Regions from separate parts of the Homo sapiens genome. Here region 1 is linked to region 2. Evidence: read pairs that join two places in POLR2A ChIA-PET (ENCODE). Cell type or tissue: GM12878. All regions are shown on one strand. Region 1 overlaps MB21D2 (Mab-21 domain containing 2). Region 2 overlaps MB21D2 (Mab-21 domain containing 2).

What was found. ChIA-PET counts read pairs that join two places held together with the same protein. Peaks named below come from ENCODE experiments on the same cell type or tissue, not always from the same donor. Only the 100,000 strongest peaks of a DNase experiment are listed, where the experiment ranks them.
Region 1: POLR2A ChIA-PET joins it to region 2 with 32 read pairs; 8 of 35 experiments call an interaction of 5 or more read pairs at or near these places.

The regions. Positions count from the first base shown.
Region 1 is chr3:192,847,884-192,850,383 of GRCh38, forward strand. All of the region lies in intron 1 of MB21D2 (Mab-21 domain containing 2), which reads right to left. Among named protein-coding and RNA genes, the nearest start is that of MB21D2, 69 kb to the right of the region's middle. In GM12878, no CTCF peak of the experiment used is centred here; a DNase peak (open chromatin) is centred at 1,224; H3K4me3 peaks cover 1,407 bases; H3K27ac peaks cover 2,429 bases.
Region 2 is chr3:192,913,917-192,916,416 of GRCh38, forward strand. The region is part of intron 1 of MB21D2 (Mab-21 domain containing 2); the gene reads right to left. Among named protein-coding and RNA genes, the nearest start is that of MB21D2, 2.7 kb to the right of the region's middle. RefSeq lists an enhancer at 778-1,278. In GM12878, a CTCF peak has its summit at 1,566; a DNase peak (open chromatin) is centred at 1,540; H3K4me3 peaks cover 2,264 bases; H3K27ac peaks cover 1,876 bases.

The DNA.
Region 1 (2,500 bases), 66 kb before region 2:
CAATATAAATATGAAGGACCATCAAAAAAACATTCAAACAGAATTCAATTTGGGCTTAACTTTGATGAACTGTACATGCTCAAAAATAAAATGAAACCAACCAAAATACATTTATGTCTACAGCTGTAACATTAACATTGGTGGCAGCTTGTTTACATTTTCGGCCAAGAAGTGTTCTTCCATCTGGTCACATACCCGGCATTACACACATATTTTAAAGTTATTTAAATATTTCATGTGTGAAAACAGAGAGGTTACTTCATGTAGGCAAATCTGGAAGAAGTCAAGTGCTAAATATGCTGCAAAGATCCTGCTTAACCCACGGAAACTGACATTTTTCTTTCAGCCTGCCAGTTAAATGCCTACTCTGCTTTTTAATTCATTCACCCACTTCTACAAACATTTGCACTGACATTTTGCCAAAAAGCTATCCCACAAATCTCTAATGGGGAGGGAAGAAAGGAGTACAACAAATATAACATAAATTTTAAACTCTGGGGACATCTTCAAAAAACTCTGGCCCAGGTAAGGCTCCAAATCAAGCCAGATAAAATAAAAGACATCAGTACTTTTAAACTGTACTACTATAGATGCATGCCACAAGAAGCCACCCATTCATATGGGAGATAATCTGACTATTGCATGACCCATTTCCTATTCCCAACAAAGATAAATTGGGATTGTATAATAGACCCACTATTTCGCAGACTAACAGTATACTACTGGTCATATTTCTAACGTGAATAAAACCTTGTGAAATGAAGTAAACCAACCCGTCAGAGTTTTATACACCAGCATCCAGAATCTACGTGTTATACACATGTATCTCTACTTTTCAAAGTATATACACAAGGTAGGCAAATGATTAAGTACTAATTTCTAAATCTTCCTAGAACAAATAAGACCCCAGACCTGGTCATGTACAGCCAGCAGCAGAAAAACCCATCCAGCAAAACCAGGCATGGCTAAGCTTCCACTATGGAAAGTGCTCGCTTCCCCTTGGGGTTCTGATGGACCGAAGAGAAGAAAAGAAAACAAATGAATTCAGAGGGCCCCTGGGAACTTGACAGCGTAACCCTGGAATTCCCCAAGTTCTGGACCCACCACAGGAACTTTTTATTTCTTGGGCTCATCTGTCTATTCTAATTGTGCTTAACATATCACAGATTCAGTTTTGTTATGAGATTCTCAATGGGGCAGCCCCCTGCTCAGTCCTGAAATGGCTGGCATTCCACTATGAGGACAAACCACGATCCTCTGGCCACTGGAGTGACAAGCTGGCTTCCCACCACTCCGTGCTCCCATGCTCACACTTGCCTCCCAGCCTGTTACTCGAACCTTCCGAATTCTGTACTGTGAGACTCTTCCTCCAAAGCTCTCATGGCTAATTCGTTAACCATCTTCAAGTGCAAGTTTTTCACGTCTCTTTTTTTGGGGGGGGGGCGGGGGGTGGGGGTGGAGTCTCGCTCTGTTGCCCAGGCTGGCGTGCAGTGGCGCGATCTCGGCTCACTGCAACCTCCGCCTCCCGGGTTCAAGCGATTCTCCTGCCTCAGCTTCCTGAGTAGCTGGGATTACAGGCATGTGCCACCACGCCCAGCTAATTTTTGTATTTTTAGTAGAGACAGGGTTTCACCATGTTGGTCAGGCTGGTCTTGAACTCCTGACTTCGTGATCTACCTGCCTCGGCCTCCCAGAGTGCTGGAATTACTGGCGTGAGACACCACACTCGGCTGTCACCGTCTTACTTTATTTAATATTTCAACCACTTTATATCCCTTTTTACTTTGCTCTACTTCAACCTTTTTTCATGACACTTATTCTATTAAATAAAAAAAACTATATTTATTTATGTCTATTGCTTATTATTCTGTTTGCCCTGGCAGAATAGTATAAAGACAGCAAAAGTCCTTTTCTATATTATATATTGCTCACTCATATGTCCCAAGGACCTAGAACAACTCCTGGCACAGAAGAGCCTCATAAATGTTTGCTGAGTGAATAAACTGTCAGAGACAGAAACATGTCATATAAAAATTTTCTTTTTTTTTTTTTTTCGAGACAGTCTCACTCTGTCACCCAGGCCGGAGTGCAGTGGTGCGATCTTGGCTCACGGCAACCTTTGCCTGCTGGATTCAAGCAATTCTCCTGCCTCAGCTTCCTGAGTAGCTGGGACTACTGGCGCGTGCCACCACACCAGGCTAATTTTTTGCATTTTCAGTAGAGAGGGGGTTTCACCATGTTGGCCAGGCTGGTCTTGAACTCCTGACCTTATGATCCACCCGCCTCGGCCTCCCAAAGTGCCAGGATTACAGGCATGAGCCACCGCGCCCGGCCCATAGAACAATTTTCTGGGGTTCCACTAAGAAAAGACTAAGCTGGGACTTCTGATCTCCCAGGAGACAGACTCTACACTGAAGGAAAGAACCTGGGTGATAGCTCCTAGTAGAATCTAGACAGCAAGCTCCAGCAGAGTAACAGAGATGTGGACAGACTGTATACC
Region 2 (2,500 bases):
AATTACTATGATTTTCTCAATCAAAAATTCAAATAGGAGATCTTATTATAGAATACTTGAACTCAGACTGTTCCAGAAATCTACTTATATTACGCTAAAACTTATAGCTAAAATCGAAACAAAATCCTGAAAGAAGTGATTTTTTAAAACAAAGCCTTTCCTCTGGATTTTATGCATCTATTCTTAATAGTCTCAAGTAGGAGAAGAGGAACATGTTTTAGAGTAAGGCTGACCTGAGTTTCAGTAGCATCTCTACCATCTATTAGCTTTGTGACCCTGGATATCCACTTTCTTCACCCCACTAAATTTCAATATCTTCATCTATGTAATGGGAAAGCAATACCTCCTCAAAAGTCTATGTGAAGTTCCTGGCCCTGAGAAGATGATTAGTAAATGATTAACTACCGTAAAAATCATGCCATGGTACCGACCACTTGGTCTGTAGGTTAGGTGACGGCTTGTTTCTTTCCTGCCTTCTCCAGCATCTGCATACCCCCTTTTCTGCATCTGTTCAATGGGGACACAAACCAGTCTCTATCGAACCTCACCAGGGAATGAAGATAACAAAAGAGCTGGCAGAGACATTATGCTAATACCAAATATTATTAAAACATTAATGAACTCTGGCAATTTCCCTGAATTTTGATAAATGGTGTTTATTATGCACTGCCAGCCTTTCGCACAGTCTGGGCTCTCAAATATTAACTAGATAATAACACCAATCATTCTCCTAAAAGACCAAGGTACAGAGGAATAAGAAGTGAATCTAGACAATTGCAGCTAACACCTGCCTCCAAAAAAAAATCAGAATCTCTGTACAAACAGAGAGCATCAGGACAGACCCCAGAGACCACAGTGACCACCAGCAAGCTCAGATCAACCCCACAGCCTGTGCAGAACCCTACTTTGATAAGACAGTGGAGTGTCTTGGTGTTGACAGGTCATTGATTATGACAGCTGTCTACCACCTCCTTGCTCTTCAGTGTAAAATTCCTCCAAACTAGACAAAATGAAAAGGATCTGTGAAGCTGGAGGGGCTTCAGACTTGGCTAACAATCTTACACAAAAAGAGAGTAACATGCCTCACCCCTGCCAACTGCCTGAAACATGAGGCAGTATTTTTCTCAGCTCCACTAAAGAGGCTTGCACCCAATTCGTGGTTGGCCACTTCATTCTGTGTGAGGGGATAATATCTGTAAGCTGCTAACAATCCCCAGGTGCAGCTCAGATACAGAACAAAGCCAAGAGGACTGGCCACCCTCCACCCCCCCGCCCTGAAATGAGGGCCTGGTACCACCCAAGTAACACCTTAACAAGCTAGGGGTCATTAAGAGACTTCATTTGCATAGTCATCAAAGAACCAAAGCTATGGCAAGTGAAACAAAGTGTATAAAAAAAATGATTTTGTTCTTTAAGCCAAGCCAAAATCTGCTTTAGAAAAAGTAAATCCACATAGGAACCCTTGCTGTCGCCAAACCTCCACTTGTGTAGAGCAGCCAGCATCTCATTAAAGGAAAGCAAGGAACTCGCAAATGAATGCAGCACCACACACAGGCAAGCAAGCTCATTTCGCCATCTGCCTTCTAGTGTCCAGAGGGGCAAAAGGCTTAAATGACACTCTCTTGAATCTTCTCTCCTGCAGGTGGAAATGCTAAATTCCCAGGGGGCAAGAAAGACTGCTTGCAAGGTCAACTGGGTAAAAAGGAATAGAAGCAAATCTAGTTTACCTGTCAACACAATGCCACCCATGGCATTAAACACATGCAAAAATTAAGCACCCTAGAATAATTTACTTTTTTATATTTGGATAAAAGCTTTGCTGATTCAGTGTATCAGCTTTGGAGTTAAGCACAGAAGTTCCTCATGAGCCAGGCACTTAAATTTACCCTCCCTACATTATCCCATTTCCTGACCCATGACTACCCTAACTGGTGGTGACCCAGTACCTTCTTCTAGTAAATGACCTACGCAAGTGACATCAGAACTGATCTGGGGGCTGTATTAACACAATGGCAGACTTCCATTATTTATGCCACAGAGAAAGGCTATGATTAACTAAACAACTTAAGTAACTGCGCTCAGCCTTCTGTGTGTGGCCCCACCTTCCTGACAATCACTGTGTTGGCTTTTGGCTTTGTAAGCATTTTAGGCTTCCCTGTGGAAGCTCACTCCTACCAGGTTTTATATATATATATATATATATATTTAATTCATCTATTCATCTACATAGTTGAACGGCTGAATCTCTCAATAGTTTTTCAACCTCATACGCAACGTAAGACACACTTGAAGAGTGCGGCGCAAAAGGTAAAAACCAGCCTAGAGTTTTAACATGTTTCATCTAACTTCCCAACGCGTGAACAACTACCAGCGGACACAGACACGTTCAGTCTGTATTACCCCGTCCTTGGGCAGTGAGGAAGAAGAAAACCTAGAAGGAAGAAGGTATCCCAGGATAGAAGCAGCAACAGCCGGCTGAAACCCAATTAGATTGCAGGAG